Linked DNA regions of Homo sapiens: regions 1 and 3 are each linked to region 2. A link is a contact called in ENCODE Hi-C data. All regions are on one chromosome and are shown on one strand. The core of a region is the stretch at or near the end of the contact, and the rest is flanking DNA. Distances in the headings are between cores, read along the strand shown.

Region 1 (2,700 bases), core at 48-2,547, 770 kb after region 2:
CGAAGTTTTCCTTCCCACCAATTAAGAGAGAAGGCTGGGCCCAACTGAATTATTTGGACAGGAGTTTGATGTCAGTTAAATACCACAGTAACTGGCATTTTCTATCACCTCCAGACTAAAGGACAAATGCCTAATTAACATGGACCAACATGCAGCTTAAACTGGAAAAGTGCCTGTCCTTTTTCTTTCTTTTCTTTTTTTCTGAAAGATTTAGGTCTTTAACATCCTTGAGTTAAAGTGCACAAAGGGTGTCTAATGCCATCTGACTGAGGTGTAAAAGTCTAATTAACTAATGCTTTTTGCAGTGATAGTAAATCAGTTAACATTATTAATCTTCCTGACTAGGCGTAAGTGAGTGAGGAGGGCTATTGAAAAGGAGCTAAACAGTTAGACTGGGTACCCTTGAAAAAGAAAAGGAACTCTGAAAGTGATGACTGATGATACTGAAAATAACTGAGATACTTAAAATCCAACCGCTCGCCGGGCCTACCACCAGGCAAGAGACTCTGAAAGCTGAGGCTGCAGCTCCAGGGCAGGGAGAGGAAGAGGAGGAGCTAGGCGGCCGTGAAATGACTCTCATCTCCCATCCTTCCCTCCCAGCATCACCGAGAGAGACACGACTCTCACGTGCTGGAGGCTTCCCTGCCTTAAATTAACGCTGTACCTTTCCAACTAATGTTTTCAGTAGACCAAACAAAAGTTTGGAGTAGTTTGAGCAAATGACTCCAACAGTGGAGCCAGTTAGGCTAGTTTCAATTCATCAACAACTATCTTAGCATCTGGCTTCTTAGTTTCATCTGCCTATGTGTTTGGCATCCAAAAATGCGCATGCATATCATACTCATGTTAGCAAACCATACTTTATCAAAGGCACTTCCTGCATGTAAACATCTGAAGAGAAAAGGCCAACAGCCAAACAATTTCTGTACCAGGGCTTGGTCTGTCTGTCCTGAGACAATGGCAGTAACTGCAGTCATGCCCTCCACCCTCTTTTCTGGATTCCAACCCTCTATTCCCTGCCTCCCTGTACCCGAGTCTATAAGGCAGCTCCTTCCCTGGGGGCTCAGGGGGGAAGGGAGAGGCATCAGGTCTAGCAGGCACTCTCTTGGTCCCTTGCCTGCTCCTGCCGCCTCCACCCAGGCCTTCCCAGGAAAGCCAGGGGACAGGACTGCTCAACTCCTGACAGCAGCTGGATGTGACGAATTAGCTCTGGGCTTTGGGGAGGGAACTCCCCATGTTGAGGCACTCCCGTCGCCAGATCCTGGGTGATGACCCTAAACCCAGCAAGCTTCCTCCATCTTCTCGAAGAACATCTCAAAGGAGCAGAGTTGGAAAGGGAAGTGAAAGAGGGAGGCCAGGTGCCGCGGTGGCTTCATCTTTTCCCCTCCTCAATATTTCTATCAAGTTTCTGTTTCACTGCCACCTCACATAAGGGGGATATGAACCTATGCATACCTTTTTAATAAAATTCTGAGGCAAACACAACACGTTTGGTTAACGACGGGCTTTCACAAGCCACCTGATAATAAAGAACTCTTGAAAACATCAGGCTTCAGAACTCAGTTCATCCTGAATAAAGATATTTATGCTTTATTTATTGTTTTAAATGTCTTTAGAGGCTGTTATTTGTTACTTTGCACACCATTATACCTAAAAATCACCTCTTCTGTTCAAAAAGGTAGGTTCAAGAGAAAACTTTTCATTTGTACTCCTAAGTTAATTATATATTCATGACCTCCTCCTCAAATAATGTCTCAGGCTGAGGGTAGTGGCTCATGCCTGTAATCCCAACATTTTGGGAAGCTGAGGATAGCGGGTTGCTGGAGCCCAGGAGTTCGAGACCGGCCTGGGCAACATAGCAAGACCTTATCTCTATTTAAAAATAAATAAATAAATAACATCTCTTACAAAATCCTGTTTACTATTATCTCCATATTGCCTAGCCATTGGGATCTGAAGCTACTGAAGGGGGGAGAAATCCTAGCCAATTAAACAATTCTTCAAAACAAACTAAAATCCTTAAGATATAATTTATAACTCATTTCAACTTTTTAAAATACGGGCATTACTGACATCTATAAACAAAGGCAAGAGAGAAGGTGCAGATGAAGTCCCTTTTCAAATCAAACTTCTACTCAAATCAGAATTGTAAAATTGTTTTAGAATTCTTAAAATAAAGTTTGGTGGGTTTTTTCCCCCAGAAACCTGTGTGAGGTCAGTTCCATCAAAAGTCATCATCACCCCTGATCACCTCCTCAGACATGGGAATCTCACTCAGCTGAGACCAACAGTTGGAGGAGGTACTGGTCCCATTGTACAGATGGTCACAGCCCTTTAATTGAGGTCAGCTGACTTGCTTAGTCATATGCCACCTCTCTCACCAGGTCCACCACAGGACAGTAATTTCTCCCTGCCTGTGTAGTAAAAATCCAGCTTTAGTATCAGCAGAAAATCCAAACAATGTGATCTTCCCAAATCCCATTCTTTCCTGTGCTCAGTTGATCCATACTTACTGTCTACCTGTTTTGCTAAGTCCCCTAGAGCAACTTGAAAGGGCTATAAAAGCTTGAAATAAAGATCATGTTAAATGTTTTTGAAAATATACAGATGGCACATAAAACTTAAACGGAATACCTGCTCCCAGTCCCAAGTCCTAGACAAAGGTAGAATACTAAGATGCTTTTCCTGTAGCTAACAAGC
Region 2 (2,700 bases), core at 60-2,559:
AGCAGCAAACTGTCTTGGTCAAAGGCAGGCTTTAGGAAAATTAATTTTCCAGCCATGTGAATGAAAGAGACTCTTAGAAAGCTACTGCAATAGGCCAGGCTTAGTCTCCGTTCAGGGTATGAACACTGAGAATGCTGGAAGGAAATCATGGTTACAGGAAATGCGGTTGAATTTTGAGACACACGGGAAAAGAGCGAGCAATACAAGATGCCTCCCATGTTTCAAGCTTAAGTGGCTGGAAGAACAGACTTTGGAGGGAGATTGATGGTTTTGGTGTTTGGCAACCCATGGTTAAAGGTTCATAAGTGGCTGGGCCTAAGGCGGGAGCAGAATAATGACAGGTGAGACAGTGGGCGCGTCCCCTGTTGCCAAGCCAGGAGTTAACTACCTGGGGCTTCCTGGATTGAGGATAATCAAAGAGCAGGCAGGATCCCGGAGAGCAACCCGGTGATTCTAATTTAGCTTCAGATCCCCGGGGTAGGGCTGGAGCTTTCGATTACCATCTGCTGTAAGGTGTGTGTGCAGGTGCGAGTTATGAGTCGCTGGGCAGGGATGCCTTCGGGCCATTCCACAGGCTGAGTTCAGCCATAGCAGGCGTGCTGTCATTCATTTTAGTAACCGGCATAAATGAGGGCACAGTAGGACCCCAGTCAGTCCTGCTAGGTGCCTTCTTGTCTAGAAGAGGCCGCTTTGACTTTCTTTCCTCTTCATCCCTGAGTTGAGGCCGGGCAGGGGTAACCAGCAAGGGGTTCACTTGGGAAGCGGGTTTCATCACCCCTCTGAGCCCAGGTCGAGAATCACAGTTGAGCTCTGGCCAAGAATCTAACTAATTCAGGTGCAAACCCCACCGTCTTTTGCCCGATTTCCTATATTCTGCTGACAGCAGCTCTCTCCTTCCTTTGGCCTGAAATCGCGGGGTGCTTGTGTGAGCTGAGATTAGCCGAGGCTGACCTGCCCCTCCGTGGCTTCCCGCTGGCCTCATCGTTACTTCGTGTGTTCACCGCCGCTCTGAGCAGAGCGGGCCCCTGGGGAAAGGGGTGCGGGCCTGGGTTGCGGAGGCGCAGGAGCCTCGCGGGATTGGGGCGAGCCGTCCCATGGCGGGAAGGCAGGAGGCCGGACTCGGAAGGCTCTCCCAGACTCGGTCCCTCGCTCCAGCCCTTCCCTGCCGGTGCGCGGAGCCGGGGCTCGGGCGGGTAGCGGTCGCGCGCCGGCGCGGGCGGGCGGGGAGAGGAAGGGGCGCGGCCTCTCCGGGGCGGGGCGCGGGGCGGGCGCTGCGAGGGGACCGGAGGCCGCGGCGAGAGCGCGCCCAGCCCCGCCGCGATGCCCGCGCGCCCAGGACGCCTCCTCCCGCTGCTGGCCCGGCCGGCGGCCCTGACTGCGCTGCTGCTGCTGCTGCTGGGCCATGGCGGCGGCGGGCGCTGGGGCGCCCGGGCCCAGGAGGCGGCGGCGGCGGCGGCGGACGGGCCCCCCGCGGCAGACGGCGAGGACGGACAGGACCCGCACAGCAAGCACCTGTACACGGCCGACATGTTCACGCACGGGATCCAGAGCGCCGCGCACTTCGTCATGTTCTTCGCGCCCTGGTAACGCCGCGCAGGCCGGCGCCCTGCCCCGCACTTGGCGCTTCGCGGGGCGTGGGGCGCTTGGGCGCCGCGGGCGGGGGGTCCCGGGGCCACGTGGACGCCGACGGCTCTGGTCTGCGGCGTGCGTGCTACGGGCGCGGGGCTCGGGGCTCAGGGGTGCGGGGTGTAATACTGGGGGCGCGGGGCCGGGAGCGCGGGGACCCTGCGGGTTCGGGGCTCCGGCTGGCGGGGAGCGGGGGGCGCGGGCGCCGCGGCTCGGGGCCGGGAGCCGGGGACTGCAGGGGACCGAGGGCTTGGGGCTCCGGGTCGGGAGGCGTGAGCTCAGCGGGCCGGGCACTGGCGGCTGACGTGGCGCTCGGCGGCCGGGGCGGTGCGGGAGGAGGGGGCGGACCCCTAGGGGACAGCCGGGAAAAGCCCGCCCTGCGCCGCGCTCCTGAATTCAACCGCCTCTTGCACCTCGGCACCGAGGGAGGGGAAGGTGGGGTCGTCGCCCTTTCGGGCAGCCGGGAGTCCAAATGTCACCCCGCGGTCCCTGCCCAGCGCCCCAAACTTCCTGTGCCGGCCGGACGCGCGGCCTGCCCGTGGGCCACGTGCACTCACCAGAGCGGCCTTGCTGCTGCCGCGGCCACCGGGGTCGGCTGGGACAGACTGCGGGCACGTCCCCTTCCAGAGGCTTTAACTGAAAAATAGAACCCAGGAAGGTGTGGTTTCCCACTTTGTGCGTCTTTTGTGGGATAGGAAGGAGTGGTCCGGGCAGAGGAGGGTTGCTGAGCTACCCCGGGAAGACCAAGGTAGTGCGAATTCTGGAACCCCTCCGCCCCCCTGCAGCTCAGGGTGGATGTAATCTCTGAACGGAGCCCACTGGTCCTCAACTCCAGGCTGTCCTGTCACCTCCCTGCTGCTCTCTCGGGTCCAGGTCACTTGTTATGTGTGAGATCGGAAAAGCCCCTCCGTTGAGCAGATGGTCCCTCTTGCTTTGGTTCTCTGGGCGAGGCTTTGGTGTGGGCCTCGCTGCTGACCTGAGAGACCCTACCCTGGCACTCATCCCACGGAAGAGCTTCCTGTCATTCACACAAGCATGTGCACAGCTTTCCTGCCAGTGCCGGGATGCCCCGAG
Region 3 (2,763 bases), core at 163-2,662, 760 kb after region 2:
ATGGGCCAGCAAAGGACACCTAAACAACAACAAATAATAGACCCACCTGGAAGAAAGAAAATGCAGTTAATAATTAAAAAATTTAAAAGGATGCAAGTTCTTAATGTCACTTGGAAAATCCTTTTCAATCAGTTCAAAATTCAAAAGATTAAATCACATCTAACTCTATCTGGATTTCCCAAGTGCAAGGGGAGGAAACTATTTTATCAGGTTTCTTGGAAGGGAAAACACATTTTCTCTATTAAAACTTAAGTCCTGGCCGGATGCTGTGGCTCACGCCTGTAATCCCAGCACCTTGGGAGGCTGAGGCAGGCCAATCACCTGAGGTCAGGAGTTCGAGACTAGCCAGGCCAACAGGGTGAAACCCTGTCTCTACCAAAAATATGAAAATTAGCTGGGTGTGGTGGCACAGGCCTATAATCCCAGCCACTCGGGAGGCTGAGTGAGGCAGGAGAATCGCTTAAACCCGGGAGACGGAAGTTGCAGTGAGCCAAGATCGTGCCACTGCACTCCAGCCTGGGCAACAGAGCAAAGCTCTGTCTCAGACAAACAAACAAACAAAACAAAACTGAAGTCCAGCTCATAAAGACTTCATAGAAACCTTCTTCAGACCACCTGATGGAATCAGGCCTCAGATGAGCATCTCAGGGCAGGCAGATGGATGATGGAAAAAGACCAAAGAAGAATCAAAAGGGAGGGTGATGAGAACAGGGCCTTTCTTCTCATAAGCCTGAAAATTACACATAGGTTAACTGAAGAAAATATTCTTCTAGTGCGACTGAACTATCTCCCTCTGAGAAACCACTTCCCACTAGGCCCCTTCGTTCCGCCCCTAACAACCCCGTTCTATTTATTGTTCAGTTTTAAATGACTGGGCAGCTGCTGCCTAGCCATGCCCCTCTAGTATTGACCAACACTGTCACCAGCACCCCCCACACGTAAACCACCAACGAATGAAGCTCGTGGTAAGGGGGCTTAACTTGGAATGTGAACTGTCACCAGCACACCACACTTCCTGCGAACTCTGACAGACTGTCTCCATTCAAGAAAAAATGAAAAGACTACCTTAAGGCCCGGTGGGTAACCACCCAAAGATGAACAAGCGGAATTGCATGGTAGTTAAGGAGTAGGCTCTGGAACCACATCGCAAATCCTGCCTCTACCACTTGCCAGCAGTGGTAAGTGGCCTGACCCTTAGACAGTTAGGGAACCTCTCAGTTCTGCAATTTCCTCATCTGTGAGATGGAGACAATAATAATACTGAAATCATATGACTGTTCTGAGAAATAGATTAGTCAAATCTATAAAGTGCTAAAACCTGTCTGGCACACATGATACCATCCCTCAGTGCTTTTTATTATCATATACATGCTCACACCTGAGCACACATACTGTACGTTCACATTAGCAAGTGTCTATTAGTCCTTCACGTCCCCAGTGATGAGTTCAACAGGTGCTACAAACATTGTACTCCCACTGGGCAGTCATTTTCAAACTTTAGTATGCACCTGGAGAGCTTATGATAACAGATTTCTGGGCCCCACCTCCACATTTCTGATTCAGCAGGGCTGGAGTGGGGCCTAGGAATCTGTGTTTCTAACAAGTTCCCAGGTGATGCTAATGCTGCTTGTCTGGGGACCACACTTTGAGAACCAAAGTGTCATTATGTTCTAGGCTTCAGGCCTAAGCTTCATCTAGTTTATGTGCATAGAGAACCTTATGGAGATGAAATGGAAAAGGAGAATAAAGCAAAGATGCTCACTGCTCAAAGAATATCCACATATTCTTCCATATTTCCTGGCAACCGTATACCTTTGTGGTCAGGCAGGTCACATGACTAGTCCTGGCCAATGAGCTGTGAGCACAAGTACCAGCCATCACTTCCAGACTGCAGCCTTTCAAAGTCAGTATGTAACCCACTAGCTCTTTCCTTGTGGTGGCAACCTGGAAGCATGTGTAATGACAGAGTAGCTATAAGACAAGAGCAGCCTGGATCCCTGGGTTACCACTTGTAAGGGAGCTATACTAGAGAGCTGCCAGACCTGCAGAGGATTCTACACCAACAAGCAACGGCACTTTATGGGTTGAGCCACTGGGATTTCAGGCTTTGTTTGATACTTCAACATAGCTTCGCTTAGCCTGACTTCATTATAAAGAGGATGCCCACATCATCAGTCTTAAGCCCAACCTATCAAACAGATCTGAGATATTTTATAAAATCAGCCAGAATTTCTACCCTACTCTCATTCACTTCTATTCACCAAAACAGATGAACTGTTTTTAACCTCCTATTTTCGGTCTGTTTCTCACTAACTAAAAAAATTATTTACTGCAACATGATTATGTACTAGTTGCTAATAATTTAGAAAGCTCAGTCCGCTAAAATGTATTAAAAATGTGAAAAGTAAATACATTGGAGGATTTGTGTGTGTGTGTGTGTGTGTGTGTGTGTGTATACCACTACTGGAATCCCTTGACTTTAATTGAGTAGGGAGGAGCAAGAGTAAAGGGTTTCAATTTTATTTATGTAATCACGTGTGGACTGATAACTTGTTTTGCCAAAACAGGAGAAAGTGATCTCTTTAAGGGCATCAGAATTTAACCACAAAGCTACTTTTTTTAAAAAAAAATAATAGTTCTACTAATCTAGGAACATTTTGCAGTTTAACATGTAGGTAATGAGCTGTCAACAGTATACAACTTACCAGACTGTGGAATGAAACATTAAAAATATTTTCCTCAAAAAAAAAAAAAAAAAAAAAC

Evidence for each region. Hi-C counts contacts between places; a loop is a spot of excess contacts on that map. Pooled maps may share reads with other maps.
Region 1: a loop to region 2 is called in a pooled map, with 6 times the contacts of the local background. The contact joins the enhancer-like site here to the promoter of TXNDC5 in region 2. A Hi-C loop is called at or near these places in 3 of 37 single-sample maps with no recorded cell type and 6 of 50 pooled maps.
Region 3: a map with no recorded cell type shows a loop between it and region 2 (5-fold over the local background). The contact joins the enhancer-like site here to the promoter of TXNDC5 in region 2. A Hi-C loop is called at or near these places in 3 of 37 single-sample maps with no recorded cell type and 2 of 50 pooled maps.

Annotation. Positions count from the first base shown.
Region 1 is chr6:7,135,633-7,138,332 of GRCh38, reverse strand. All of the region lies in intron 1 of RREB1 (ras responsive element binding protein 1), which reads right to left. Among named protein-coding and RNA genes, the nearest start is that of RREB1, 29 kb to the right of the region's middle. RefSeq lists an enhancer at 1,252-1,321. Within about 2 kb of position 1,297, at least 32 of the 41 ENCODE cell types and tissues checked have a DNase peak (open chromatin) inside an H3K27ac peak, as active enhancers do.
Region 2 is chr6:7,909,397-7,912,096 of GRCh38, reverse strand. It overlaps TXNDC5 (thioredoxin domain containing 5), which reads left to right and starts at 1,309. Exons shown (of 10, transcript NM_030810.5): 1 at 1,309-1,583. The coding sequence starts at 1,321. The region is part of intron 4 of BLOC1S5-TXNDC5 (BLOC1S5-TXNDC5 readthrough (NMD candidate)); the gene reads left to right. RefSeq lists silencers at 1,025-1,454, 1,825-1,944, 2,145-2,234.
Region 3 is chr6:7,153,105-7,155,867 of GRCh38, reverse strand. All of the region lies in intron 1 of RREB1 (ras responsive element binding protein 1), which reads right to left. Among named protein-coding and RNA genes, the nearest start is that of RREB1, 47 kb to the right of the region's middle. Within about 2 kb of position 1,412, at least 5 of the 41 ENCODE cell types and tissues checked have a DNase peak (open chromatin) inside an H3K27ac peak, as active enhancers do.